Regions from separate parts of the Mus musculus genome. Here regions 1 and 2 are each linked to region 3. Evidence: chromatin loops called from intact Hi-C (ENCODE). Cell type or tissue: left cerebral cortex. All regions are shown on one strand. Links, peaks and the distances in the headings refer to the core of each region. The heading gives the core; the rest is flanking DNA. Region 1 overlaps Ptprc (protein tyrosine phosphatase, receptor type, C). Region 2 overlaps Ptprc (protein tyrosine phosphatase, receptor type, C). Region 3 overlaps Atp6v1g3 (ATPase, H+ transporting, lysosomal V1 subunit G3).

Evidence for each region. Peaks named below come from ENCODE experiments on the same cell type or tissue, not always from the same donor. Only the 100,000 strongest peaks of a DNase experiment are listed, where the experiment ranks them.
Region 1: a loop joins it to region 3, with 8 times the contacts of the local background. A loop is called at or near these places in 7 of 42 quality-filtered maps.
Region 2: it touches region 3 in a loop (2.1-fold over the local background); 8 of 42 quality-filtered maps call a loop at or near these places.

Annotation. Positions count from the first base shown.
Region 1 is chr1:138,143,689-138,154,358 of GRCm38, forward strand. The region is part of intron 1 of Ptprc (protein tyrosine phosphatase, receptor type, C); the gene reads right to left. Among named protein-coding and RNA genes, the nearest start is that of Ptprc, 26 kb to the right of the region's middle. In left cerebral cortex, for the core only: no CTCF peak of the experiment used is centred there; DNase peaks (open chromatin) are centred at 929 and 5,355; H3K27ac peaks cover 895 bases.
Region 2 is chr1:138,124,177-138,134,846 of GRCm38, forward strand. Ptprc (protein tyrosine phosphatase, receptor type, C) reads right to left here. Exons shown (of 32, transcript NM_001111316.2): 2 at 2,127-2,150. Among named protein-coding and RNA genes, the nearest start is that of Ptprc, 46 kb to the right of the region's middle. In left cerebral cortex, for the core only: a CTCF peak has its summit at 6,152 (motif pointing right); DNase peaks (open chromatin) are centred at 2,840 and 6,175.
Region 3 is chr1:138,285,560-138,295,756 of GRCm38, forward strand. Atp6v1g3 (ATPase, H+ transporting, lysosomal V1 subunit G3) reads left to right here. Exons shown (of 3, transcript NM_177397.3): 3 at 2,228-3,903. The coding sequence ends at 2,401. Among named protein-coding and RNA genes, the nearest start is that of Atp6v1g3, 17 kb to the left of the region's middle. In left cerebral cortex, for the core only: no CTCF peak of the experiment used is centred there; DNase peaks (open chromatin) are centred at 4,716 and 5,222; H3K27ac peaks cover 340 bases.

The DNA.
Region 1 (10,670 bases), core at 894-8,893, 140 kb before region 3:
TTTTTTAATAAAGTGCTTCATACAACTGGGACTAAAAATCAGGGTACCCTTATATTTTGCCCTTAGAGCACGAATTGTGTACAATAGCCACTGTTTGAAGATGCCTACATAGCAAATAGCCATATTTTAATAAACTGGAATGTTTTTTCTACTGAGTCCACTAACTGCAAAGACTGGTGACACATTCACGCACATAGAAGATGAAATGGCAGAATTAAGTAAGTGAGCAACAGGACTGTGTGGAACCTCCAACAACAAAAGTGATGGCAGTTAGTGATGAGAATCTGAAAAGATGTAGTTAGTGTCTATTGATTTGCTGGGTGCTAACCTGTGGGCGTAATCTGCTGAAGTGTAAGTGTATTAAACTCACATGAATATGCTGTCCTTTCCCATAACATTTTGCCACTCTCTGCAAGTTCTATTACTAAATTACAAATGTTTAGCCCTCCTCCTATCCCCCCTGCCCAGTCTATTGTTTTTTCCAGGTTACTGTTTCTATAATAGATATTCTATGAGACTATAGACTGTTTAGATTACAGTGAGCTGGGACACTTAAGCTTTAGTCCAGACTGTCTCTTAACACTGCTTGGACTAGATCCTAACAGCATGTTTTCCTTTATATCTGAGCACTGGGTAGCTGAAGAAAGCCTATCTTGCCATCATGTGGTGACCATCAGAGATAGATTCCATAGAGAACCAGCCACCACTCAGCCCCTCCAGGATGACAGTGATTGTCAAGGCCAGGAAGACAAACCGAAAGCAGGATGCAACCACTTACAGAAAGGTGTCACAAACATCTGCTGGAAAGTTGTTTTGTAAAAAATTGTGTACTCATTAATACTCGTGAGTGCACACCGTAATGCACATTCAACTACTGTCATTGCCTGGTGTGGGAGGTGGATGATTCATTGTGCTCAGGCAAACACACACCAAGAGTCATTGTATAGTGTGGGTGTGGACCACTCACTGTATTCGTGGAGCAGTAGAGCAGAAAGTGTGTGTGTACGAGTTTCAGGGTGGTTGTGAACATACAGCAATATGTTAGTAATATGAACTTATGCAATCCTAAGAAGCACATTAGTGTTGATAACAAAGTGATCCTGAAATTTATTTACAATTACCATCCATGTTCAAGGAATAACTTAAACATCCAGTGGCATAAGTTAGACTTGGACTTATGTTGGTATGTTTTACATTCTTAGGACCCACGTCCTCTAATCCCACACTATCTGAAGGGCATCACCTACACTACTGCTTTATTTGTTTACTATACCAACATAAATTCAAGAATATTCCAAACATCTACTAGGAACTCAAAGGTTCAAGGTTATGGAAAGCAAGGTCATTCAGTTAAAAAAAAAAAAAAAAAGCATGGGATTCAAACAGAAACCCTAAGTTAGTTTGCAGTGTTGTACCACTGATGGTTATTTCTAACAAATGTGCATTTTGATAAACATTGCTATCAGCAGAAACTGAGCAGACAGAGTGTGGGGAATCTACACCCTCTGGAGCGTTTCTATAATCTAACGTTATTTCCAAATTACAGGTTGACATTTTCTGGTTTTTTTTTGATGTGTGTTTGTTAACACTTTGAAGAAATCTCAACAACAATTTCTTTTCCACCCTTTGAACTAACTTCTTTGCAATTGGGAATTTCCCTAGAACGTTAAGGTCATGCTTGTACCCATGGCCCATCATTATATTAACCATAAACATGGTGGGGGCTGAGATTGCAGAAGACAGCATGTCACATACCAGCAATTAAGGAATGAGAAAATCTCTGGACAAAAGCACAATGATGCAGCCTCTTCTATCCTCCACACTCAAGACTGCTTTATAAAATCCCCCATTCACTACTTTGAGTTTATCTTTGGTGGTATTAGAAACTCTGCCATCCTCTTTATGGCTAGTCAATGCTGATTACTTGACTATGGAGATGGGATAGAGGCTCTCTGCTGGGTCCTGAACTGAGGAAGTGGCTTGAGGCCAAAGAGGCTTTGTCGGGTTTTAGAAAAGAAAATGAAATTCTGGTGACAAAAGGCCTCCAGGCACAGCTGAAAAGTCTGCCTGGCAGCAGTGGGCTGCCGGGAAGTAGATGAACATCTGGGGTTTGTGGAAAGGGGAAGTCAGGAGTATAAGGTTAGATGTGAGGCTGTGGATCAAGAGGTCATGAGATGGTTTAGTGTTATGAAAAAGTTTCTGCTACAATTAGCAGGTGAAATAAAAAGAACTTATAGATTAAACTCTAAGGAATTTATTATCTCACAAATCTGGGTTAATTTCATCCTAACCCATAACATTCAACCTAAGATTCCATCTTTATGTTTGTTCTGACATCTATAGGGTAATGGTCTAGCCACTAACTTGATCTTAAAATGACTGTCACATTCTCAAAGAATATTCACAGAGAAGGGCCATCTGTCTAGTCTGGGGATTTGTCTGTTTTCAAGATGAAGGAACAGTTTTCCCAAGATGTTTTAGTATCTCATTAGTCTGAGCAATAGCACCTCTAAAAAAAAATAACACACTCATCAGAATTGATCCTGTCTAATCAGAACCTAAGGTCGGGTTTCAAGAAAATACTAAGACCCCATCAAGAATTTCACAATAGAGAAAGACACAAGTTGTTAGCCTTCATAACTGGAGGTTTGCTTAGCAAGAAAAAGAAAGCTGTGGAGTATGGCAACCCCAGAGACGACTGTCAAAATGCAGGTAGCCAAGTCAGAGTTGCAGCAATGAAAGTAGACATGGGCATGTTCAAAGAAAAAAATAATAGCACTTTACACCTTAAAACAGCCTTAGGGATAATGTAATGGTGTATGGAACATGACCAGGACTTTCCATTGGAGTAAGTGGGTAGAATCTGTGGGCAGAATGTGTGAGCAAGGAAGATTAACACAAAGTTTGCATACAATTTTGATAAAGCTAAATTCATGGTATCTCAAGGGCATGTATCAGATGTGTTAAATATATTGCTGAAAAAATAAAAATAGGTCTTTGCTATAGAAGAAAGAGTAGAGCTGAAGACAGACAGACAGAAATCACCAATTAAACTAAGTAGTGGCATGGGTGATGTCCTTTAGATACTGTGGGAGGAAGAGTAGGATGGGGTCTCTGGAATAGAAAACATACCAACAGAAGTCCAGGACCAGCAGTAGGAAAAACCAAAAATTCCAGGTGGGAGCTGGGAGAGCCCAGACTTCAGAAAGGAGGTTATCAGTAAGGTCAAACCCTTTTGAGAGGTGATGTCAAGAAAATGCCTATGCTTAGCCCACTGGATTTAATGTGTTAAAGAAAGGATCCAGGTGAGATGCTATCGCTGTGTGCATGGCGGTACTTTCAGGGTCCTGCTAGGAGGAGCTACAAAGCAAGTGAGTAACAGGCATAGCAGAATGTAGACAGGGAAACTAGCACAAAAGCTAATAGATTCACACCCAGAATCCTGGCTGACCTGCGACCCTCTGTGTAGACAGAGCTGGCATTGGTCTACATGTGAGATACACTCACCTCTGCCTGTCAGATAACCTTATAATGGCTGCTAACATTATAGGAATGTGCCATTGTGCCCAGATGAACAAAAGATTTTTTCTGATTCTATGAAGCACAAGAAAGAGCTCAAAGATACTAGTTAGAAAGTCCTAATGTGTTTTGTTTCTTATTGTTTGTTGTTGTTGTTGTTGTGAGTTTGTTTTTTTAATGACTATTTGTATCCTGATAAGAGAATGAAAGAAAGGATGTGGACTTAGGAGGTGGAGAAGTGGAGAGGATCTGGGAGGCATTGGGGGAGGGGACTCTCTAATTGGAATATATTATATAAAATCTACATGTTGAATATAGATAAGTACATAAATATTAGAGTTGATGCTATAATGCACAAAGAAAACTGTAATAAGTAAAAAATGGGACAAGCAGTTCCACTTGGGATATTTCACCTTCTCTAATTCCAATTTTCCCTGGTTAACTGTGTACCAAAACTGCAAGAAAAAATGAAAAGAACCCAGAATTACTTATATATGTTGAAAAAAAAGAAGGAAAGAAAGAATGAGAGAAAGAAAGAATTAATGAACAAGAGGAAGAAAGAAAGAAAGAAAGAAAGAAAGAAAGAAAGAAAGAAAGAAAGAAAGAAAGAGTAGACAAAGACCTATTTTCTATTTTCATCTCCATTATAATTAACTCTCCCCAAATCAGATTTTAATATATATAACATATTATATCTCAACTAATACTCTAATGTGTGTTTTTCAGTCTCTGCTCCAGTTTGCTTTGTTTTAAGACCCATGGGTGTTCACAGTTTTTTACATTCCTGTCTCACATATTTCAGTGATTGCTGTTTAATTACTAAGCCGTCAGTCAGGAGCTAAGCAGGTCTATATTTAGGAAACTGTGTTTTTATACCTACTAAACCATAAGCTGCTGCTCAGTGATTATAAATATTCCTTCACAGAGATCTATGCTGACAGTGTTGATTCTTTAAAAAAGAAAACCTGAGAACATCAACAGGAACATTTTACTTGACATTTTAGAACATGCCCACTGCATACCCTCTCTGAGCTATGCCAGGGTTACTCTCTCTGCAGAACCACCTTACACATGTCTACATTTCTAGAAAAGTTCCTGAGATAAATAAATCTTAAGTGCTAACTCAAAGTGGAAAACCTATGTTATTTTAACATGGAGAAAATATTTTGAAAGCTCTAAATCAAAACTCTTACAGGAGAAAAACAAAATCATATCAGTTATTTTTGTTATTTAGAATTTCATACATGCAAGCTAATTGTTTGCTCCTTTGCTTTTGATGTCTCTCCACTACTCCCTCCCAATTTCATGAGCCATTTGTTTTGTTTTAAAACCCACTCAGTCTACTTGGTACTGTCATTATGTGCCTGGATTCAGGGTCATCTAATGGAGGATGGTTAGTATCCTTTCACTAAAGTGTAGAAGAAAGTCCATGTACATAGATAATTAAAATGCAGTATTTATACAAATAAGATTCTCGAGATGCTGAGCATAAGGACTGAGGAGAACGGAAGTATAATCATGTATAATCATTTAGTAGTCTTTAAGACTCAATGACAACGATGTCTCTAGGTTTCACTTAAAACAAACCCTGACTTTTATAGCTCTCTTTGTTGTGTCTCTCTGCACACATACTTAAGAGATATGCTGATCATTTGCTCTGTGGAGAAAAAAATCCTGGACCAGAAATGGGTTCTGCTTCAAATACCATGGCTGAAATAGCATCTCAAACTGGCACACTAGGCAGATGTTACAAAGAAATATGCAAATGGTTGCATAGTAACCACAAAACTGAATAAGCTCATTATCAAGGTTCAAACTGTGGTAGATGTGAGAGTTTGGCAGTGACGAATTCTTAGAGCTGAGGCTGAAGATTCTTCTCTGTCCCTGGCCATGTGCTTGGCTCTGGTTGTCTGCCAGCCTCTTCCAGGCTCACACCCACCCACCGACACCCAGTGCCTTCTTTTATGCTCTCTGCCTTCCGTTCTCATAAAGTGTGCTCTGCCACACGGCTGGATCTGCAACTCATCAAGCTGCCTAATTCATTTTTAGAAGCTATTAAACATGTAAAAATTTACCTTTGGGGGTTATTTTCATAAATAGTTTCATAAATGATGAAACCACTTTACCCAAAGGGCTTCCTTTTCCTCTCCACTTCTTGTCTTATCCTTGTTCTTCTGAGGCTGATGTTTTTAGGTGGAATTAGAAAATGGATCCTATTGTGGATCGTGGCCTTCAGCTACGGTACTTGCAAACCCAGCCCCTAGTGAGCTCTGCCACAGCCCACTATGATTCTACTGCTGTTCTTCATGCAGAGTTGACTGGTTTCCTCTCTGTGCTCTTCATTTCCCTTTGGAAATTCTTACTTCTTATAGAAGCAAAGCAACAACAGCTATAGTCCTACATAATTTGGAATTCTGAGCTACCTATGGCCTCTCTGTTCTTAGAGTGTTCACAGAGTCTTCCATACATTGGTTTCTCTGCCCCTCCAGTTCCATTCTCAGCCATTCCCTCTTGTCTTCTAACCTGAAAAGTATTTGAATTTTCTGAAAACTGCTCCTCCTCCTCCTCCTCCTCTTCCTCTTCCTCTTCCTCTTATACTCCTCTTTCTCCCACATCCTCTACACCCTCTCCTGGTATGTATGGGCCTTTCTAATTCCTTATTATTCATCCTCACCTTCATCTTGATCATATGTTTTTCTCCCAAACCATTTGATGATATTCATTTCTCATTGCCTTCAAGTGTAGCGAGTGGCCTTTGTGAAACACTCAGACCCATCTTACTGTCTCTGTCTAACTGCATATGAATCACAACATGTTACTGTGTATACAGAAAAGTCCACTCTTCTAACGTTTAAGTATTTTTTTTCTGTATCCTAGACTCTTTCTCTCTGAATGAAGCCAACTTCTACACAGTCTTCAAAGCCCACCTACATGTCAACAACTTCAGCCACTATGGTACTTTGTCCATATACTTATATATGATATCAGCCTGTTTTTGCTTAATGTTTCTTTCTATATTCATCCCTGACCAGCTTAACACTCAGTGATCTGCTCTTAGAACAATTCATTTTAATTTGTACTTCTGCATGAAGTATCAGCAACATGATAATTCTTGTGTGGTGTTTAATCACCCCTTCCCTTATGCTGCATACAGATGTAGGCCCAATGGCTTCACTTCTCTAACATCAATTTTATTTTTATATTTTCTCATACTGGTCAATGTCTAGAATGCCTGCAACATAATAATCTTTGAAAGTCGTAAGAGTTAAGTTGTATCACTCCTCTGGATATTGTAGTTATTACAAATATTGTTGTACATCGAATGGTGTGCTGTACATTGTGGCTTGTATATATGTGCACAGGTCTTGTTCCTACGAAGTGAAGAGATATATTTTCAAGATGGAGACCAGATTTTTCTTTTCTGTGGTCTTGCTGGATCTGACTTTAATTTTCGGTAGCTACCAACCCGTAGCATAGCTAAGGATCAGAAAAACGAATGGGCACTCCTTCACAAGGCCATCAGCAATACAGCTAAGACAAAAACACTGGATTGTAAAGCTCATGTGGCCAAGAGTTGGCATTCCTCTGTCATTAATGACTCCCATTTAAGACAACACCATTCTATTTTCCTTTGTCATTGTACATTAGGAAACTCGGTGTTTAAAGTAACCTTAAGAGATGTCATCACATGTGGCTTTGGCAATATGCAGACACTTCGAACCTATTCAGAACCTAGCTCTTCAATTTTTAACTCTAAAATTGAATCTTTAAAATGAATATAGTTTATTTCTCAATACCTCTTCCACTATTTCTAGCAGTGATTTGTCTCTGAATCCATTTCTAGCCCAATAAACCTCTGGAGAAGACTTGCATCTCTAAATAAAAGGATAAAGCCTTACTAGGTAAAACTTGTTGCTGTTTTAGCCTTTCTCTCTTTTTCTAGAAGGTTGATGAAAGGTTCAGGTGTTTGATAGAAGGCGAGAAGGGAAGAACACATAGAATATAGTGAAAGAGAGGTGCTGATACTTAGATGGCTTATGGCATTGTTCTAGTCCAGTCTGGAACTCTGGTGTCTGATGCTTGGATGGCTTATGGCAACACTGGGCTTATGCCCAGTCTAGCACTCAGGTTCTATCACTCCGTTTGTATTTTACTTTGTATGACATCTGGATAGAAAGATAACTGATACAGTAATCTATAGAACTTTACTAAGAGGTCTTGTAATGTTTTGAAATACAGTTATTTAACAAATGGCAGATTCAAATGAACCTAGCATTTTTAAAACCATATTCATGGTGGAAGTATATAGAAAGTCCATTACCTCAAGATCCCATTGCTCGTGGGATGCTATATGCCTTGTGGTCTGTACCTGGTCTTACTGTTAAGGAATCAAACCAGTTGAGCATCTTCTCATATTTTTTCCTCTGCACACTAAAACATTGCCCCTACACCACAGCCTCGCCTGAGTTAATAAAGTAACACAAATTCTTATTGCTTTACATTCACTATGGCACCAACATAAGATGACCAAATGATGTTACTTTAGCTTCCTCATAAAATAGACCACTTTTACAAATAATCTGTTAAAAAATATTTTAGCTCAGTAAAGATCTATCAGGAGTAAGCAATCTGTTCGAGGCTATTATGGTCATCAAAAGTTCCTCTCCCTTGTTCCTACTCTCTATTTCCTACATGAATATAGCAGATGTGCATGCACACACAATTTTACATACATATTTCTCTCTCCCACACACTTCTCACATACATGTGTTTTACTTTTACTATTCAAGTCTGTGTAGACAGAGTCCCTGTCTTTTTAAATGTGAAGTTTTGAGCAGATTGAATAGTAACTTATTTCTTGTGTATTACCTTTTGTTATAATTTTATGTTACCTTAAGGACAAGATATCATTATACTAGCCCAGACTGGCCTCAAATGCATGATCCTCTGTATGATCCTCTGCCTGTGCCTTCTCACAGTTTCCTCAATAAATGTCAATCGGAACTTATTTACCTCACACTGCCAAACATACATACCCTTCTGTGCTGTTGTATTTATTGCTATGCCCTGTTCACCCTTGAAGATTTATTGTGTTTACCAATCAGAAAGTGATGAACCAGGGAAAGCGGTTTCATTCAATGGGTAGATGATTCATTTGTTCTGGGAGATACAGCATTGCCTGGAGGGATCAGGCTTATAATTACAGTTTACCTGCAGGTGGGGTCTGACTTAAGGGTGCTGCAGTCTCCATGGAAAGCAGCTGCATTTGGGGTGCTGCCACCCCTACTGCTCAACCCATCACATCCTACATACCTAGCCCTCAGAGTACCCACAGTCAAACAGTATTCATTGAAATTATAACGAATAACACAACATACTTGTCTAGAAAAAAAATCTCCTTTGTACTGTCTCCAACCTCTTCCGATCCAAAATATATTTTGCAAATGAGAGGCCTAAATCATTCTTCATAGAGCAATGATACCATGGTCTCTTTTCATCACTGATATGCATTGCACAAAACTAAAAGAACCATTCCATAACGTGCTAAAGTCTATGAGGAGTTCCAAGGTCAGAGCAGAGGAAGAGTGGAGTATTGATTCTCAAGCTAACACTCAGAGCTGAAAGTAACCAGGAAGAGACTTTGCTATCTTCTAAAGTAGCCACTAGAGAGCTTCTATAGGCCAGGCTGAAGGAGATGTCTAAGAGAAGACGAGAGCACATGTGGCTGAGAAACTCCTGGACTCTCAGAACACATGCTCAGGCCACCATTGTAAAAGACTGACTGTGTCAAGTCATGTGATGGTTTCTTGCATGTCCACTTCTTAACTACTATTAAAAATGATATTTCACAAAAGGGGCCAAAGCAGTTCTGTTTTCTACTGAGACATAAATAGCAGTATCTGCCTTTTCCCTCTGGACATGGTTGCAACCTTATGGAGATGCACAGACTTGTTCTATACAGGGCAGGTAGAGACTTAATCTTTCTCACCCACAGCACAGCATCTTACACTTAGTCTTCCTAGTTAAAAAAAAATGTTATTGCTGTAAACACACTTCACGATTTTGGCAGAGTTCATTTCAAGCCTGTATTTCAGACAAATGTTTCTCATCTCCGTACAGTTCCTTTTAAATATGGGAAGATTGTCTGTTCCTTATTTCTCACAGCTGCCCACAGACATAAATAAAAGACCACGCTTCCCTCCTTGACCCACAAGGATGCATGTATGTTTGCCTTTACTTTCATAGAAATACATAAAAATCTCTAGCAGAAAATCTTTTACGGAATCTTATTTTACTTTTTGGTTGCCCCCATGTATTCTTACTGTTACACAAACTTTTCCTTAGATGACACAAAATAAAATAGAAAAAAAATTTTTTTTCTTGTTTTCTCAAATGTCCTAAATTTTCTATCATGTGAGCTCCATTACTGGCCAGGTAATGCTTAAAGGAATAATTCTAAAAATATAATAGCAGTTATAATAATTTGTAAAATCCATTTCGTAGTTTTATGGGCATTCACTTTACCCCTTAGTACTTGAGAAGGGACAGTCAAATTTTTATCATTTACAGCTAGTGAAATGGGCACAAAGCATTTAACTAACTTCCCCAAAGAAATGAAGAGACTGAGCTGATCTCTGATTCAAGATGTCTGGCTATTGAAGTCTCAATGGTCATAAACTACTCTGCATAACAAAATTAGATACTATGGTGGCCACACTAGGCCTGGGTTGAGAACAGCAGAATGACTCTGGCACTCCTACTCAGACCATGTTCATTAGACCAAGCTGCTCACTTCACTGACTCCTTCAACTTATCCCAGAGACTTGCTGGTACCTCGAATTGCTCAGACTGAGGACTGACTGAGTCTATTTCAGCAAACCCATCTGTGCCCTTTTATATTTCAGTCACTTTAAAGCTTACTTAATTAGATAATGGAATCTCATAGCCAAGGTGCTCCTGACAGCTATACATTTTAAAAAAATAGAAAAAAAAGTTAAAGACCATTATTATTCTAATTGTAACCACTAGCAGCTTGCTTTGGCTTTGCTAATAGCCTGAAAGGAACAGGAATTCAACTGGGTACAGAAGGGAGCAGGTGTACTCAGCAGGGCTCAGGCCCAGGTACTGCAGAATTACACAAAGGAAGTAGG
Region 2 (10,670 bases), core at 1,255-9,254, 160 kb before region 3:
TTTAGTTTTTAAAATCATCATGTTCTCTCTCTCGGATTATTAGGGATGTTATTTTTAATTGTCCCTTGCTTAATGTGTATTAACGTCTTTGAGTATTAAAATACGCAGTTTTTGAAGATTCACTTCCTCAAAACTAGTTGCACTTTAACAAATAAAGACTAAAACAACCTTTGCAAATTGAACTAGAGGTAAGACATACCTCTCATATTCAGGACCACTCTTCTAACCTAATTGTCCCTCACCCACTATGCATTGAATTAAAAGGAAGACCAAATTTTTTAAAAAGGAAGGAGGAAGTGGGAAACAGAAAAGCAGAGAGGGAGAGAAGAGAGGTGGAAGGAGGGATTTTTAAATCTGGTGCACATAGTGTTAACTCAGCGCCCTTTTACAGATGACAATTTATTTTTTGGTTAGATCAACTAATTGGAAAGGTTGCAATGGTCTCCTGGCCTGAGAGAATATTGCAGCAAGTTGTCCATCAAACACACTGACACTCCCTTGGAGTAAACCAACTACAAAAGGCTTTTGGATTTTAAACCCTCAATGTTAAAAACCCAAGCTGCTTTGAAGAGTGTGGTTCCTCAAGACATTTTCCAGCAAAGCAAATTCAGTCCTTGGTGTATGAAGATGTCTTCAGAGAAGTCTCTCGTGTTAATATCTTCGCAGACACTTAAGTTCAAGTCTCAGCAGTAAAATCTATGACTGCAAATTTGCCAATTCTCTAGTGTCCCTGAATCCTCATTTTGAACATTCTGAGTTTTTCACTGATTATCTTCTATTGGTGATATTTGGGGACACTGCTCCTCTTTGTATTATAGGCCACAATTCTAACTTAACTTTCAACAAGGTAAGAGAATAAGCTATCATTCCATCCCATCACCTTCCTCTCCTGCAACAATGTCTCGTCTACGTGAGCTGAGAGTAGCTTAATATTTTGTAAAGGAAAATGTCAAATTTCACTTAAGAAATTGGCATAAACCAATCACAACCTGCTCTGCAGCAAGTGTTTTATCAAATGTCTCTGCCACACACTAAAACTATACAATTCCAATATTAGACATTGAAAAAATAAAAGAATGTGGTTTTTTTTAAAGGCTCAGGAGTGGGATTTGTAAGTATCTGCATAGTGTTGCATTTAATGACAAATAATTCCTAGGATAATCAACTTTTAGCATTTCAGATTTGCTCCCCTTGAAATGTGCATTTAAGTTATTAAAACACTCATGTTTTACGGTCTCACTTACCTTCTTAAGACATACTGTCAGTCACATGATTAACCAGGAAACAAGCATTTACAGCAACAGAAACATGCAAGGGATCTAACTTCCCTTTACCCACCTGCAGGTCACTTCCTCTGTGTGTTTAGGCTTTAGAGAATTTTAACATCTATATTTGGTCATTAAAGAATTTTTAACACACTGGCAGCATGAGCACTATTTACATTGATTTTCTCAAAAGCTTTTAGAAAAAAATTAATTGAATTACAGTAGGAAACTTTGTAAACTATTAATGCAGCATATCTTAATATTAGATCTCCAAGCATAACTTTAAAAAGGGCAAATTACTCTTGAAAAAACATTATAAAATGAAATTTTAAATAAAAGTGAACCTTTATTAAAATCTAAATATAAGTGAACTCTAGATCCAATTAATTTATATAATGCATTTGTCCTTATATAACAAAACATGTGACGTTGTTTTTAGGCTTCCTACCCCATTTCTAATTCAATGCTTTTTTTAAAAAAAGAATATTCTTATGCAATATATTCTGATCAGTTTTTTTCTCTCTGTTTAAATCTTATCCCATGTACAGATTTTCAAAATTTATTTACAGTCTTAAATTTTTAAAAGGATTAGAAACTCTCTATGCCATTTATTGTCAATTTAATGAAATGTTAAACTTTAAATTGAACACAATAATAATTATGAAATTTAAAGAATGTTCAACTATTCACTAAATTTAATATTAGAAAGAATTTTAAGAGCATGTGACAGTGAGGAACCACACATTATTATACAATTTCTTCTTTAAACTTCTTTCCAAATAAGTATAAAACTTTATCTATATTAACTACATGATTGTTGTAACAAAAATAAAATATTAAAAGTCAAATATTAATTCTTACCATCACTGGGTGTAGGTGTTTGCCCTGAAAAAAAAATAAACACACTTTTAGAAATTTTGAGATTTAAAGCATACATGCAAGTATACATCATATACTTTATTCATATTTATTTTCAGCACATATCATCTTAATGAAAGCAAGTTCCCAATTTTTCTTTCTGTTAATGTTTTGATGTTTTGAAGACAGCTACAGGCTGACCTAATGGATGACCTAAGATGTGGTCCTAAAGGAAGAGGAAGGCGTGGGGGGGCGGGGTTCACAGTTTGGAGTCAGCCTATAGAGCAATTCCTGTAACGGGAGGGCTATAGACACTTTTTTTGAATTTTGAATCAATATTTTTGTAAATGAGCACAAGATAGAACTAAGTTAGAAGCAAAAAAAAAAAAAATGCAAAGAGTACCAGAAGCGCGCGTGCACGCGCGCGCACACACACACACACACACACACACACACACACACACACAAATTCGTGATGATGCTCTCAATAAGAAGGTCTCAATGGGCGAATACACTGGAGTGAAACGCATCCCTGAAACACTCAGGTGGCAGCCCCCAAGACTTTGCATGTCCTTGAAGGAGAAAATGAAGAGTTAAGTAAAGGAAGCAGTCCCGTGCATATTACTGAGTTGCTGAAGTGTGGACATTCTCACTGAATTAAAAGAGGGAACCTCTCAAGAGAAAGAGGCGAGTTTGAATGGGTGCTGATTGCACATTTTGGAAGCATTCCTGTGGAGACGGGAGAGCTCGTGCTACGCATGCCTGGAGCACACAAATAGACACTGTAGCTGACACAAGAGTCTAAGAATGCAGGAGTTAAATGAGTTAAAAGCTGACGAAGCTAATGAGGTACTTCCCATCAGAGGAAAGAAATGAACAGAGACTGTTTGGAGAAAGGTTTCTCTGAAATTATGTGCCAACGACACGGATCAGAAGGATATTGCATATATATACAAAAAATGAGGTGATTTTGCCATTATGCTAATACTGCTAATAATCACCATAGAGTATATTTTCACAACTAAAAATGGCTATAATGTCACTGGGTGGAAGAACTAAGGTCCACTCATGACTGTGACATCGGTATGTGTTGTATGACTGTATTGTTTTGAAAATATTATTTGAAATACTGTCCCCCCTTTTTTTGGCTAGTCAGCTAGTACTTCTTATTCTTTTTTATATTCCTTTTAACAGCAATCCTATCCTCTGATCTATTCTAATTTCTTTCCAAATTCACCTCTAAGAATTATGTTGGTTTGCAGAGAATGAGAAGAAACAAAGTATAAATATATCAGTCATTAATAGATCATGTTTTTAAAAAGACAAAATAACTTGCATTCATTGTGAAGAATATAGTGTACCAACATGATTAAAATGTTCAAGTTGCTTTGACTATATGAAACCATAGCAAACAGTTTCTCAAACTTTTCCACATCTAGAGAGAGTTTGATATACCCCTTCTCAGTAGCACCATGTGGTTCCCTGGAGGTTCACACCATTTCATTGACTTATCTTTAGGAAGTAGCTATTGTTTTGCTGGTCTGCTGTTAGAAGTGAGAGTTGAGCATGGTAAAGGCATGGCCCTCCCCTGAGAAGTCAGCAATGCAAAGGACAAATGCATCCAGTAATCTGCACAAACATTTAAGTAATATATGCACCCTGTTTGGACTGATAATGATTGCAAAGAACTCTACAGTATAATGAAGAGGAGAAGGAGGAGAAGCTACTGTATTGGGGGTATGTATTACTTACTAGGTACTCAGTGACAGAGAAATCCTTGGATGACTTTGAACACAGAGTATATATAAAGGGGAAGCCAAAGCTATCAGATGACAGTTTTCAGACATGAACTCAAGTATAGATGTTGGAGACCCTGGCAAGGGATTGGATGCTTTTCTGAAGGTGGCAGAAACCACAGGATCAATGACTATGAAGAAGAAGCAAGCAAATAATCCCTTTGGTCATAGAAGAAAGGGGCATTTTAGAGTAGGTTATACTAACTCCACCACTCATTTGGGAGACCACTCTGTTTCATGGTACTAACTTAGTTGCTTATTGCCACCAAAACGTGTAATACTAAGCCAAAACATTTGATAAAAAGACTATAAACGTACCACTTATCATATGTTCATGGTAAAAAGTAAATAATGAATGTAGACAAACTATATGAAATTACCTTTGCATGAACTGGGGAGTAGTGCATGCATGTGTTCATATGTGCACAGGCACAGATGTATATATGCATGGATGGAGGCCAGTAGTCAATGGTAATCACTCTCTACCTTATTTTTGGAGACAGGGTCCCCCACTGAACCTAGTGTTCATGGATTCAGCTAATTTGGTGGCCAGCAAGCCTAAGGAGCCTGCTGTCCCTGTCTTCCCCACATTGCGATTAAAGGTGACTGAATGCCACTATATTCAGCTTATTTGATTATTTGTTTAACGTGGCTGCTGGGACTCAGGACTCAGGTCTTTATACCTACAGGGCAGCATTTTCATGGCTGAGCCATTAGTTTCTGTTTTGTTTATAAAATATTACACACAGACACAAAGACAGAGACAGACATACAGAGGACACACACACACACACACACACACACACACACATACACACACACACACACACACACACACACACACACACCTTAACCTTATTTGAAATAAAATTGCAGTACTTCAGAACTACGGTTTAGAGCCAATATAAGACCAAAATTGCTTGTTTTGTTTACAAAGTCCTTCCAGGTAGATTTTTCAATACCAGTAGCTCTCTTATTCGACATGATAAACAGCATGGAAAAAGATTAACCTGTCAAAAATTCTTTTAAAAATAACTCCAAATAATTTTTTAAATCATCTAGAGTATAAACTAATCACTTTAAGAAACTATGAATTCTCCTCGGCAATAAAGATTCAAAGTACACATAAATATCTCCCAGGTATTACCCATTAAAGGAAAAAACACAAAAGAAACACTATGAATCTTAAGGCAGAAATGCAGTAAAGTTGCCCTACAGAGATAGCCTAGTTATAAAGCCACTATCTGAAAGCCATCCACGCCCATGTTATTTAAGATCTTTTGCATATACTAACAGCTACCTCTGTGGATACTTTACATATCAAATACACTGGAAGGCAGAGGGCTTCACATGAATATTTATAGGAGTTGTGCTACTTAAGATCTACAACAGTTAGAGATGTGTCTGTCATGTTTCTGGAAATCTTTCTAAATTACCTGAATAGATTATCACCAAAATCATAAGTAGACATAGCCTTCGAGGATCCTTATTGTTACACAGAAAAACCTGAAATGACTGGGTGGGGGGTGCATTTAGTTAGCACATGGCCTTCCATTTGACTGCTTACAGGGTCACAGAGTAACCTGCTGGGGCCCTGCAGAGCAAATGAGTCTAAGTAGCATTCTGATCAGCTCCCTCTATAGCAGCAGCACTATCCACCCAAAGCAACCCATCTGCTGTCAATACATCTGGTATTGAGAAATAAAACCTTTGCAAAGTGACTCATAACCAGTGCAAATAGGATGAAGTGTTAGTAAAAGTAACATCTCATCTCTCTCTCTCTCTCTCTCTCTCTCTTTCTCTCTCTCTCTCCACACACACACATATATATATGAATGTCTGTATATATATGTATATGTGTGTTTTGTGTATGTATACATATACACATACACATACGCATATGCAAACACATACACACAAACCCATATGTATGAACAAAATTTAGAAAAAATAACAATAGCTGAAGAAAAAATACATGAAGTAGGCGTGTAAATTAAGAACAGTACGTTTACAGGTAGATGACAGTAAAGTGGAAGAAAATCACTTTTCTAAAATATGGATTTTAAAGTCTTTTTCTAAAATTTGTAAATGCAACAAGTATAGACACACACACACAATCAGGGCACTCTACACACAAGCATAGACACTCAGTGTGTCTATGTGTTACAGAATCTTCTACTCTTCTGGTTACACAATTTTCCTGTCTTTTTTTTTCTTTAGCAATATTTCAGTAGATGGCACCAGAGAACCAGAAATCTGTAAATCATCACCTGGTGAGCATTTCCCCATTATAATCCTGTTGTGAATTACCAGCGGAATTGACTAGATACATTAAACACGTGAACATGGAGATGACAGAGCCCTTGATCTTCAAAGCTCTGTTATTCTAACACGTGTATTGTTAACCGAATTTACCTTTCCCAATATGTTTCTTTTACAACTGGAAATGTTTAAATGTTTGCAAATCAAAGTTACCTTGAAGTCACACCCCTAAGTCTGCCATCAGAGATTTAAGAAAAAGTAGGAATCAGTTTGAGTGGAAATGACATTTCAAAGGACATATTTGGGCTTTAAATATCATCTATTCCACCACCAACCTCCCTTCCAAAACAAAAGGAAAGAAAGAGAACCCCGTGGATCCCATGAGGGGATTTAAGTCTGTCTGCTTTGCAAGGACAGAAGAGTGGGAGCAGAATAGAGGAAATAATACTTACTCTGGGTACTAGCCTAAAAAGAAGAGGGAGTGTTTTGAAGATTTGGAATGTATATCTGCATAACTTCCCTCCATGAGCCCAAAGGCTGTACAAAAGTGGGACCAGTGGATAAACACAAAAGAGGCAGCCAGAGCAGCATGCACGCTTTCTCTTCTTAGTGTGGCAATATCAGTGGGCATCAATAAAAATGGAGGATTGCATCTACTATGTCCATTCTATAAATGGTATAAATGGTATATTCTACCCTAGAATGGTAATTCTAGGTATATGATCTGGTCTGTAATGACAAAGGAGTTCTGATCAATGTTACATAAACTGTGCACGGTAGCATAGCCATGTAATCCCAGTTAGAGTCACAATTTCAAAACCAGACTGGGCTGCAGAGTGAATCCAAGGCCAGATTGGGCAACTTGGTAATATTGTGTCTCGAGGGAAAAACATACAAGGTAAGAGTTCTGAAGTGGAGAGCATTTGACTACCATGTGAGAACGTCTGGGATCCTTCTCCAGTAATACACACACACACACACAAACACACACACACACACACACACACACACACACACACACACACACACACACACACAAATAGAGAACTAAGAAAAAATGAGGGAACTATCAGAAGTGGTCCTTCTTGCTTCCATCCACTGATGGAACACAGAGTGTAAACAACTCACTGAAATCCTATCACAATCAGACAATGCCAGTGTCACTTGGCCAACAGTTGTTTTTAATTTAGCCATCTCAGTAAGCCATACAAGGCAGCCATTCTTCTCTGTATTTTCTATGTAATTAAGCAGGGGACAAACATAGCATATGAGGGCATATTAGACTTGAAGTAGGATGTATTTAAAAATAATTGCCCTAGTTCTTTCTATCAGCATTATGTTAAAATATTGGTTGTGTTAGCATTGCATCTTGACTCTATAGAATAAAAGAATGGCTGCCTACCTCTAGAAAATAATCACAGCGATTTATGCTCACTGGCCAGCAGAATACCCTGCCAGTGTCTATTGAGATGGAGTTCAGATTGTGGGAAAGGAAACTAAAAGCCAGAGAGCCCATGCCTTTCGGCTGTCTTTCCATCTCATGAGACCTATGAGTGTATAAGCTATACCAAGGCTCAGAGAGTGGCAACATACATTTTCTCAGGCTTCCCTCATTCAAATGGACATCAAAGAAATACAAGACAGACAGACAGCAGGATACACCACAGAGCAACAAAGTACAAACAGAAACAACACAAGAGCAAGAGGAATTGGAACTAGCTCTAACTCAGGACCTCAGAACTGGGACACATTGTGTCTGGAAACAAAGAGCAGGAGAAAAAAAATCAGGCATTCAAAGTCAGAAAGAGGGAGGGAGGTGGGGGCAACTAAGAGACACTGTCTAAAATCTTTTGTAAATCAAATATTATAATTCATATACCATTCAAAAATGGTGGAATAATATTTCCAAGTGATGACAGAGATACAGGAGTCAAGGTAGGAACAAAATAGTAGTCTCGGTGACTGTAGGCATATAGTGCAATTAAACATTCAACCCTAGCTTTCCCAATCTGCTTAAATCATAAATTAAAAATAAGGACAGTGTTAGCCTGCAAAATACAACTGAGGACAAAACCAGAAGATGTTTAATGAATGAAGGCACTTTAAGATCAGATAGTAAAAAAAAATTTTAATACAGAAACAATGTCTACCTATCTTCTGAACCCAGATAATTGTCCCTCACACTATCAAATACAGCTTTCTGTTTGTGATTATATTTGAGTACTAATAACATGCGTGCAACACTAATAAACATCATGTGCTTTCGCTCTTTTATATTTGGCTAAAAGTATCATGTTATCAATTTCAATTATGTTAATTAACTAAGTAAGCAAGGAAGAGGAAAGTAAAGACTGAAACCCTGGACGAAGTGGAACACAGCGAAACCTTCACAACTGGGAGAGGAAAGCTGGGGGCTCCTGAGTTCAAGAGCATCCTTAGATCAGAGCAAATTCCAGACAAGTCTTAGCTGCACAAGATTCTCAGTGAACAAAAGTGAAAGTAAATCCAGGTGGCCATGTGAGAAAAATTGTTTCCCATTTTTGTTTTCTTGTCTTATAATAAATGCCTTCAATTTAAGGGTGAGTAGGTAGGGGAGCAGGGTGGGCGGAGGATATAGGGAACTTTTGGGATAGCATTTGAAATGTAAATAAAGAAAATATCTAATAAAAAATAAAAATAAAAGGGTAAGAACATAGATGGGTAGTTCCTGTGTGGTTATGGCAACACTAATGTGTAGTAATGGCAACATCAGAGTCTTTGAACTGGATGCAGATGTTTTCAAATGATCCATGTTCAAGGCAAAAAAAGTTGAGGGGGAAGATTGTGAGTTTGAGGCCATCTTGGGCTATGGTGAGAGGCTTTCTTGAAAACCATCATCACCTCAAAATTCTATCCAACCACCATCAGAGAAGCTTCCTCCTGCAGGAGATGGAACAAAAGCAGAGACTCACATGCAGACATTACAACACAGAGAGCTTGGAGCACACAGTCCTAAATAAGATGTTTCCACCCATTCCTTCCCATTAGACCACAGAAGAGGAGGCAGAAAAAGTGTAAGAGCCAAACTGGATGAAGGACACCAGGATAATAAGGCCTTCCAAATCAACTGAGACAGGTCATGTGAACTCACAGAGACTAAAGCATCAGGCTCAGGGCCTGCATGGGCCTGTACCCAATTCTCTGCATATATATAAATTACAGCATTCAGTTTAGTGTTTTTATGGGACTCCTGAGTGTGTGGACAATTGGGTCTCTGACTCTTGTGCCTTCCTTTGGGCTCGTTGCCTTCTGTTGTTTGCTTGTCCAACTTTGATATGAAGAATCTTGATTTACCTTAGTGAATTTTATTTGGTTACATTTTGTTGTTATCACTTAGAAGACTGCTCTTTTCTAATGAGAGACAGAAAAGGAGTGGATCCCGATGGGAGGGGAGATGGGGAGGAACTGGGAGGAGAAGAGGGAGGAAAAACTTTAATCCAGATATGTTGTATGAGAAAAGACATTATTTTTAATAAAATGGGGAAATATTTTTTTAAAAATCATCATTGTTGCAGTCATCACCATCATCACCATCATCTCCTCCTCCCCCTTCTCCTCCTCCCCCTCCCCCTTCTCCTCCTCCCCCTCCCCCTGCTCCTCCTCCCCCTCCCCCTTCTCCTCCTCCTCCTCCCCCTGCTCCTCCTCCTCCTGCCCCTGCTCGTCCTCCTCCTGTTCCTGCGCCTCCTCTTCCTCTTGTTCCTCCTGCTCCTCCTCTTGCTCCCCCTGCTCCTCCTCCCCCTCCTCCTCCCCCTTCTCCTCCTCCTCCTCCCCCTTCTCCTCCTCCCCCTTCTCCTCCTCCCCCTCCTCAAAGTGCTCATCATCCCTTGACATTCTCCAAGGTACCCCAGCATAGGAACACAACAGGACTGTGGAGGCCACATCTTAACACATCCCAGATTATATCAATGATGTGCATCTGTGTATGTGTATATGCCTTGGTATAATCAGCACTGTAATAGTCACTGATATAAAACACAAATCCTGTAGTTGTATCATTAGTGGGCTGACAACCAGGTTCACAGCACAAACTCTGTACAAAAATGAGACTGTAGGCGGCCACAACACGACCTGTGTGCTTGTTATTTTCTTACGTTGGAGTAGAGATTTGGGTAGAAGAGGAAGCATTGCTGGTGGCGATATTTCCCCACCCACTCACTCGTCTGAGACAGTTCCCAGGATAGACCTAATTTTAGACTTAGAATATCTATTTTAGTCTTCGGTGGCTATCTATTTTCCATTTTTTTTTATCCAGAAGTGTAAACCTGATGTTGAAAATATGTGCCAGGTAGCAAAAAGTATCTAACTGTACTAATTAACATTTTACTATGTATGATTTTATAACTCTTTACTTCCTCTGAAATAGAGTAAGATCATAGTGAACGGATTATATAGAGGCACCCACACGTGTTGGCACCCGTGCTAAAATGCTTTACTGTTTTCAGGGCCAAGA
Region 3 (10,197 bases), core at 1-8,000:
GACCCTTGTAAAAATAGCAAGTCAGTAAGCATCTCCCTGTGTCCTTACCCTTGTTAGTGAATCCTGTCATGGGAATGGCATACTAGAACAGTACACCAACAACAGCCAGCCTTGACTATCTTCTGTAAGTGCTTCTGATGTGACCACTACATCTGATTTTAAAGTTAGAAGAAAACTGACCATAATTTTAGAAACTGGCTAGTTTAAACCTTTGGAAACATTAGTTCACAGGAAGGATCCAATATAAATCAGACAGGAGCTTGACTCTCTGCATTGGATAATTATGCCTCATCACTCGGAGAATACACTTCCTAGCCGGTTTTACAGCTAAGCAATCAAAGGTGCACATGTGAGGGTAACCATAGCCTGTGCTACATCAAGCAGAGAATAAAACCATTAGAGCAGATCTTCCCTGGCATGGCCTCCTGGTGTCAGCATCTTGTTCTATCACATCAACTTAAATATTTCAATTATAAAGGACAGTATCAAGTCTCTTACCATCAGCATCAATATGAGGCAAGGTTTAAAAATTGGGAAACTCTGAAGGGACAATACTCTTGGTTCAAGTGTATTATGGAATGCTGCAGGATGATCAACTTCCAATTCATAAAATGCTCCAAATGTTCAGGCCAAAGCCTGTGTGAGCTACAGAGCACAGGAGCTGAGTTCTCTGTAATACGAGAGGAGCCTCATACTTCTGTGACATGTACTGAGTATAGGCAATACTTTGAAAAGTATTTACCTTTTGGGTTTTTATAAAGTAAGACTTTTAATTGAATCTTTGTTCCATTTTTGTAGAATCTCACTTAAGTTACTGAATTTAGGATCAATAATACGTTTTGTGGAATTGTTTTGTTAAGTAGTTCTCAACTATTTTGAAACATAGAATCAGCTGTACGTAAATTTTACTTCTTACACACTCAGTTATCCCAATTCCTTTGGGTTAAAATTGTCTTGGCTCTCAAGAACTGTAGCTTCTCAGAATTATATTCTTTGATTTGACTTGTCCTCCTGGTTCTTGGAATATAAACATAAATGAGTGTAGATCCAATAGTCCAGAATGTGTTTCATTTCCATCTTAGGACCCAGTAAGTTTCTAGACTATAGATCAATGGTTTTTCCTCTTCCTAATACTGCAACCTTTCAATACATTTCCTTGTGCTGTGGTGACGCCTAACCAAAAAATTATTTTGGGGGCTAGTTCATAACTATAATTTTGCTACTGTTATGAAGCATAATATAAATATCTCATATGCAGAATATTTGGTATACAACCCCTATGAAAGAGTCATCTGACTTCTCCCCAAAGGGGCTCACAACCCACAGGTTGAGAACCAGTGCTCTGGAATTAAAGTAACCCACCAAATCTGCAGCACAAGTCTGTCACTAATGCATGCCTGGGGCTGTGTTAAATACAAAGCTTCTAAAACAGAAAGGAAATGAAGAAACATCAGAAAGATCAAGTAGCTTAGTTGATAGAGTTCTTGCCGCACACTCGTGAAGTTCTGGGTTCGATCCCCAGGACCCCTAGATGGGGCACTGTGACACACTAAAGTGGTGAAGACAAGAAGATGAAAAGGTCAATGTCATTGTCAGCTACATATTGAATTTGAGGCAAAGATGGGCTACGAGAGAGTTACACTCAAATATCAGAAAAGAAAGAGAGGGAAGGAGAGGAGGAGGGAGAAAGGAAGAGGAGGTGTGGCTAAACTTAGAGCAGTGGCTCGCAGCCTTATGCTGTGACCCTTTAACACAGTTCCTCATGTTGTGGTGACCCCATAAAAGTATTTCATTGCAACTCTATAACTGTAATTTTCCTACTGTTATGAATTGTCATGTAAGTATCTGTGCTTTATGATGGTCTTAGGGAACCCCTGTGCAAGGATCATTTGATCCTCAAAGGGATCACAACCCTTTTGGTTTGAGAAAGAGAGAAATTAAGAGTAAGCCATTGGCTTTTAGAAAATGATCGCTCTCCCAGTGGCTCGCTGCAGCTCCCTTTAAATCGATAACTTTCTTTGTTACATTATATTTTAGTTAACTAATGACTACATACTAAGATGCTAATAGGGTCTTCCTGGAAGATAGAATGCTGGCAAAAATAATAATAAAAAAATCACACCTTAAAGTGACCATCAAAGAAATATGCTGAAGTTCATAAAATAGTTCAATTTAACTGTTTTGATGTGGCATACATTAAAATAAATCTCATCTTTTGCTTTCACAGATAATGGGCTCTCAGAGCCACCTCTCGGATGAAATAGAAGAGCAGACACTAGAGAAGATCAAAGAATTGAACGGAAGCTACAACAAGTGTATGGAAAGCGTGATTAAGCAGCTATTGAGCATGGTGTGCGACATGAAACCAGAAGTCCATGTGAACTACAGAGCCACCAACTGAATGTGCTCCACACATCCAAGTCCATAGGCATAGAGTGGGATACACATTCTGTTGATATTAAAGGTCTGCAACTGTGCACCTGATGTTTACTATAAACTTTCATGTCACATATTTAATATAGGTCACAGAATTAAAAAATAAGTAACATGGTGTCATTTCTCCTGGATGGCGTTTAGTATGAAGCAAGTTAAGGAAAGCGAGAAACTTGAATTTTAACACTTAAACAGCAAACAATCACTCCAGTATATTTTCACATTTCTTTTTATTGGCTTAGAAGGTGCTTTATTAGGTATTCTTCCTATTCAATAGTTTTTAAGAGGAGAATATAATTTTGTTCCTTAGACACCTCTGAAATGAATATGCAAATACTTTAATTTATTAATTAGCAAGAAAACCATAATATTTCATTGGCAGTTCAAAAAGCATTTCTAAACTGTCTGTGAGAACAGAGACAGAAACAAATGATGTTAGAAGTCACCTTAGAAGAAATGGGTCCCATCACAGTTATCCCTGCCTAACTTCAAGTTACATAAATAATGTTACTCTGTTTTAAGGACATTTTTGAAAGAAAAGGTGGTCATCTGAGAGAGTAGATATCTGGATAAATTCTGTAGTTTGTAAAGAAGTGAACCTCCAACAAAAATAATTAGTATGCGCTACCCTGCTCTCCTTATTAAATGAGCTACATTCTGAGAGCTCGTGTACATTGTTAGTTCAATGTATAAATTATCTTAGGCCTTGTGTGGAGAAACAGACATCTAGTAGAGCTGGTCCCTTGCTTCCCTGTGAGGAATGTCCACTTTAACTCAGATGTGGAGAGCCCACTTATGGAAGATGGGAAATGGAACGGAAGCTAGATAGAGTGATGAGAGCTGCCATTTGAAAAGTTCCCTGCTCATAATGGTCATTAGAGCCTCAGAACTTGACCTGGAGTTGCCTGGGAAACAGTGTCAGCTCTAGCTTTCCTCTGGCAGTGTGACATCAGTGTCTAGACCTTTCACTTACTCACAAGTTCCCTCCCAGGAAGCTTTCTAAATACCCACTGCTGAGCACTAGCAGTATTGTTGACCTTGGTGGGGGTTTTGTCTGTTTGTGTTTTTGTTTTGAGTCAAGTTCTCACTGTCCTAGGATTCATCCTATAGCTCAGGCTTCAAACTCACTGGGATCCGCCTGCTCTGCCTCCTTAGTGCTGGGATTAAAGGCATGTGCCACTATACCTCTTCCCAGTGTTAGATTTTCAAGCACTACATGTAGAAAAATTTTAATTCCCAAACTTCATAAACATTGTTATCATTTTTATAGTTTAGAATCTCAGAAATAGTCAATTTTATATTTGAAACAGATGAGAAAATTGGAATTCCATTTGATTCCTTACTTTCCCAACTTTATGAATAAGGAAAACTTATTAAGTTAGTTTCTGGGCTTTAGGTGATCTTTTTCTTCCATTACAAGAAAAAATAGTTTATTCCTTAATAAACAGAAAAGCCCAAAACATTCCAAAGAAGCCTGTCTCTGATGTATGTGTTTACTATCAAGGAAAACAAACAGAGCTGCTCTTGTTTCCCTATGAGAAATTTCCACTTTAACTCAGATTTGGAGAGCCCTCTTATGGAGATGGGAGATGGAAGTGAGGCTAGATACATACAGTGACGAGAGCTGCCATTGGAAAAGGCATGATGTGGAGGACAGCTCTGAGCACAGCTTGTGGTTTGCAATTACATGGCAAAATTTAATTGTCTTTCTCGTCTCGTGTAAATTTTTTAAAAGTCAATTTTTTTTGCATGTGGAAGCTTAAGTATATTATCTTAAACACAGGCTAAAATTTTTTAAGCTGACACAAGATTATTTGGGGAACATAAACCCTTTAAAAACACATCAAAATTAGCACCTGGCTTTTCTCACAAGCAAGGCAATGCCACACAGAGAAGAAAGAAATGAGATGTGGCAAGCTGCATCTGTCCTGCATGTGCCTTTTGCTCTATACATCCCACTGGCAAACTGTTCATTGTCTCTATAGCTCGGCTCTTTTAGGCCCAGAGATTGTCAAAGAACTATGGGGTCTCTCATAACACTTTAGGATTTGATTCCACATTAGACCAGTTTTTAAAATGTGGTGTTAACGGTAGTAACCACTTACTGCTTTCCCCCTTCACACCTTGGAGTCTTTGTTAATTTCTTAATACCCCTGTCAATCTTAGATACTCTACTGCCAGAAGTAAGTGCTAACGCCAGCATCCGGCACTCTTAAGTAGCTCACATATTTTTACATTCAAAACTGGTTTCATATCTTTGTCACTGAATGACTCATTTTCCCAGAACTCTCACATTCTCACAGATGGTACAGCTGCCAAGTTTTACTTTATTTACATGTGAAAAGATTTCATGTATTTCAGAGATAACCCACTTTGCTGCAAGCCTTTCCAGTCATACCAAAATATCTCTCTCTCTCTCTCTCTCTCTCTCTCTCTCTCTCTCTCTCTCTCTCTCTCTCTCTCTCTCTCTCTTTCTCAGCATGTACTTATCCTAAAAAACATTTTTTCTTCACACAGTTCTACAGGAAGAGATGAATAATCCTAAGCATATTTAATTCTTCCCTATTATTGTTGTGATCCTTTGTGAAGACAATATAAACTGGGAAAAGACTCTACTGAGTTCTTACTCATCTTCACTACACCTGAAAACAACACTATGGTATTTGCCAAATTGGAGATAAATGTAGAGATCAAAATATTTTTCTCCATATTAGCAAACACACAGTCAAGAATTAGCCAGGGATGGTGATTCCTGTCTGTAACAGCAGAACAGGGGAGGACTGGAAGGTGGCTTGAACCACAGAGTTAGACTGTGCCTCTGAACGATGTAAAAGCTCAAGCTTGGCATGGGTTAGCACCACCATTGCTTTGTAGCTAGGAAAAGATAGTAGAATACTATTGGTCAAATAGGTAAAGCTGCTTTTTAAGCTCTCACCTTTCTTACTCTCCTCTCTAGCCCTCCTTCTCACTCTCCCTTCCCCTCTCTCTCCACGTGGCCATGGCCGGCCTCTCTCTTTCTTTCTACCTTCTCTCTTTCTCTCTGTCTTTCTACAATAAAGCTCTAAAAGCACAAAAAAAAAATGCAAAGCCACAGTTTTAGTTTATCCTGGAGCATTTGAGAACTATCCCAGCCTAATTCAGCAAAACCTAACCCTAACCGTAACCCTAACCCTAACCCTAACTTAATTGAATTAAGTATCCAGAAAATCCATAAGCTCCTTATTGATAATTAATTGCTGTTTTAAGCTACTGAGTTTTACCCAACAGGACAGGGTGATAACTGTCTTGACAGCTATTAAATATTTAAATAAAACACAGCAGATATGTGACTTGGAATCGCACACCCTCAGAAAGTGGGAAGTTTGGAGCAGAAGTCATGCATAGGTGAGAATGTGTAAAAATTATCAGAGACACAGTGCTGTAGTATGAGGAAGACATGTGTCAGGCATGCTTGGTTTGGCATAGGTTGACTTTCACAGGGATAGGAAATTTTAAATCATATCTATAAACTAGTTGAAATTCAAGGTCCTATTTGACGTGGAGAGTAGAGAGAGGACATTTTACAAATATAGGACGTTTTAGAGGGAGGACACATAGGAAGCAGTTCTCAAGTGGCATGTCCTCACATACCGATAGGGACACTAACACTAACAGGAAGTCCATTATGGGCGTGTGCTGATGAGCATGTGGCTCAACAGTGTGAGAGGATGAGAAGGTACCTGTTGGAACTAGAGTTCTCAAATGTGAGTGAGATGATAGCTGAGAGTGAATGGAACCTTCTAGAGACAGCCAAAGAAGGCACCGAGTTTAGGAAGAAGATTATGGCAGATTCATAAAATGATTGCCAACAGTGTTGAATGCCCAAACAGGCAGTTCCTTATCCTTTATTAATTGTGCTCATGATTTGGTTCTGCCTCTGAAGTTGAACCAGCGTCTTGTTTTTGAAGTGAAGGTAGGAATCTCAGGCAGGAAGTAGGCGGACAGTCTGCCTGCTTCCACCTTCAGACTCATCAACAACGCCTCAGGTCACCATCCTCTGGCATTAGTCAGGCTAGAATTTTCCTCAACAGAACAACAAATTCATTGTCCTAAATAAAAACAAAATTGTGTTATTAGGAGTAATCTCCTAGAATAAAATACATATAAGTGCAAACATCACTGAAAGGCAATGATTCTGCTTTATCAAATCTTACTCACCACTCTCCAGCTCCCTGTCCTCAGATCCACCCTCTCTTGAGGCCAAGTGGAATTGCTGGTGTAAGAGGTTCTCGTACCATGAGCTTCCCTTCTTCAAGAAGCAATGAGAAGTGTTTCCTAATGACTTAAACAGCTCAGAAATCTTGCAACACAAACATATTCATTACTCATTGATCCTCAGTAATTCCATTGAGCGTGCTGAATTCTGCCCTACCACATCCCTGCTCTATAGCTAGTATTCTTCATTCCAACACCCCAGAGACTTGAGTGTTCAATGGTTTAAAATCAAGTTAGACCTTGAATGCACTAGGTTCCTGGTATCCTCAGATTGATTGAACTCCTACTTCAATGTTGTACACAGCAGAAATACTTCTTATGCCTTTTGCTGAAGAGAAAGAACAATGCAAATTGAACCAGAATGTCTGCATTCATATATTTGTGGCTTAGAGTCTCTATAATCAGGATAGAAATTATTAAAGAAAAAATAGGCTGGTCTGAATATGTCTGTTGAAGGAGACTGTAAGGCAGGGAGGGGCAGTACTTTACTGGAAACATTCCACAGTCAGTATATGTGAAGAACTATAAATCTCTATGTGTGTATACATACAGGTGTGCTTCTGTGTGTGCATGTATATGAGTGTGTAAATGTGTGTATCAGAGAGGGGGAAGGGCGGAAGAATGAGGAGGAGTGTGCATGTGCACACACTTGCACCTGTATCTGTTTCTTTGCTCTTTTGGGACAGGGTGTTTCTATGTAGCCCAGGCTAGCCTTGAAGTGGTCCTTCTGCCTCAGTCTCCCAGGTACTGGGATGGTAGAAAGAGTGTCTCATTTTAAAAGTAAACTCTGCTGTTTCTTCATCTTCAGTTAAGTAGAATCCAAACAAACAGAAGTTGAGGGGAGCCTGTTTTATCATGCTAGCACTTCCATTGAAAAAGCGTTAAAACTGTTAACTTGTTATTTTTATTAACATGCAATCAATTAATAAGAACATATGTGTCCCACAAGACAGGTCCCGCAGATATTTAAATACAGATTCCAGTGAACACGAGAACCCTGCCAATATTCTGAGGCCCCGTTTCCTGGTGGAATTCACAGTTTGCTGTCACAGTTCAGAAAGATGCTTTCCTATGCACAAATGTAAATATGTCCAAACACCCCAAATAAGCCCATCAGCTCTGAATGTTATGTGAATTGAAGTCAACACAGAGAGCATCGTATGGTAATAACGCTGGAATCAGCAAGGCTCTGACTGTGCTGAGTGAAACTTTCAGAGACCACTGCTTTCAAAAAGACTTTCAAGATCATATGTGTCCCACAGAAAGGAAAGAGACGATCAGGCGGTGAATACAAATCAACGTGAAAACACTCCCACCCTCACCATGGAGTGACTAATTCTGTCTACGATGCATTTACTTGTGCATTTCTCACTAACTTACCCATCTGCAGTAGTACTATATGAACTATCAAAGTAATAAGAGACTCTAATTCTCTCTCCTGGAATTTGGCTTCATCACTTCCCTGCCCAGCAAATCCCATTGACTGACCCTTTAATATTTCTTTAATTTGTGTGTCTCCTCTGGTCACTAGGAAAGCTGGATGCAGCCTACTGGGTGACTCTGCAGATCTTTCATGCTGCTTTGCATCCTGCATGGCTCTATCTGTCCTGCCTGTGACTTCCATACTGGCAGAAAATGACTACTGCTTATCAAGTTAGTTGAGATCTAACTTGACACTTTGAGCATGATACTAGTAATTGATTAAAGAGTGGATTTAATGTTGCTCATATCCAATCGTTATTGATATGATATGATGATGTCAGAGATTATAAAACGTCAAATCCGAATCTTAACATAGTGAAAGCTTACCACCTTAGAATCTTCAATTGTTCTTCTAGATAATATAGGGAGGAGCTAGACAGTTGACTTCCTGGTTAAAAGCACTTACTGCTCTTGCAGAGGATCCAGGATTAGTTCTCAGCACCTGCATGGTGGCTCACAACTACTTGTAATGTCAGTTCCTGGAGAAACACTCTTCTGGCTCCTGTAGCTACCTGCATCCATAATGTGTACATATAATAAGGTGCATGTGCGCGTGCACACACACACACACACACACACACACACACACACACACAAATAAACCTTAAAAAAAAACCCAAAGGAACCTAAAAAACCTGAGCATGAGTGGGGGTGCACATGGCGTATGGTTGGGAAAGAGGGGCATCGGGCCAGAAAGAACAGTACAAATGCCCAGATTTAGAGCATATAATGCAGACGGAACTGAAGGATCCTAAAGAAGGAAGAAGGCTCCCACTGTTGAAAAGCTCAGAGGTGGTTACAAAGTGGCTTTTATGCCATTGTGAGAAGTGTGTACTTCATTTGTAATGGACGGGGCTCCAATGAGGGGTTTTAAGGAGCTTTAAGGAGTTGTAGTTAACAAATGCAATCCGCACACATCTTGCAAAACAGGGCAAACCTGGAGGAAAGGGCTTTGAATCAGAGGATACTACAGTAATCCGAGTGAGTGCTAAGTAGGGTCTTAGCTACAGCTAAGAGCTGGGTTGAGACATGATGAAAGGTAGAACTGGCCTCCTTAATGGGGTTGCTAAGCATGCAGAATGCTCAAGAAGAGCACATTTTAAACAAAATGAAATGACCAAAGTCATTAAGAAGAAACCGCCTGCCCACGAGGAAAATCCACATGTAGTCAACAGGCCTGCACCTACATCCTGGATTGCTCACTCCAGGGAGTAGACTCATGTTGTACCCATTTAACAGGTGCAACTATTATTCGTTTCTCCTTTCACAACCAAGGGTATAACTCTGTACAGAAGCCACAACTAAACTGAGATATTTCTAGTTCTACATAAATGAGCTTATAATCAATTCAACATTGTTTTTACCTCCCTCTCTTTAGGCTAGAGTCTGGATCATAGCCCCAACTTCTTGTCCAGTTTAGTCTATTCCATTCTCTTCATACTTTCTACCATAGGCCATTATCTTCTTTCCTACACCCCTCCCACACCCCCAAAAAGAAATTCAAAAGTAATAAAGACAACTAGGAAACCTGGAATGCATGGTGGGTCTGTGAAATGACCTTGTAGCTTCTATGTGTTCATCTTTCCACAGGATACATAGCTGCCACACCTCACACATGCAGGTGGTTTCTGCTCCATCTGGAAGGCAACTAGTTATGCAATCACAGGCCCCTTGCAAAAGCATATCTCTCCAAGGATATAATGGATTTTATCTTTTTTCTTGGATATCATTGATGGCAAGGGATACATGGTGGTTTTCAGGGTTTAAAATGGGAAATCTTCAAACACTTGTCTTTACCAAGTCTTTCTAGCCACTCCTGCAAAAAGTCCTACTTTGACACCCTGCATTGGATGACATCAGCCACTTGATCTTCTCCTGGAGACTCCCTCCTTATCTTTCTTCTATAACTTTCATGTCATTCCTATGATTATCCCAGAGTAAAAAAAATATATAAGTACCAGCTTGTGTCCCTAAAAGTAATATACCCTATGTCTTAGTCAATGTTTCTATTCCTGCACAAACATCATG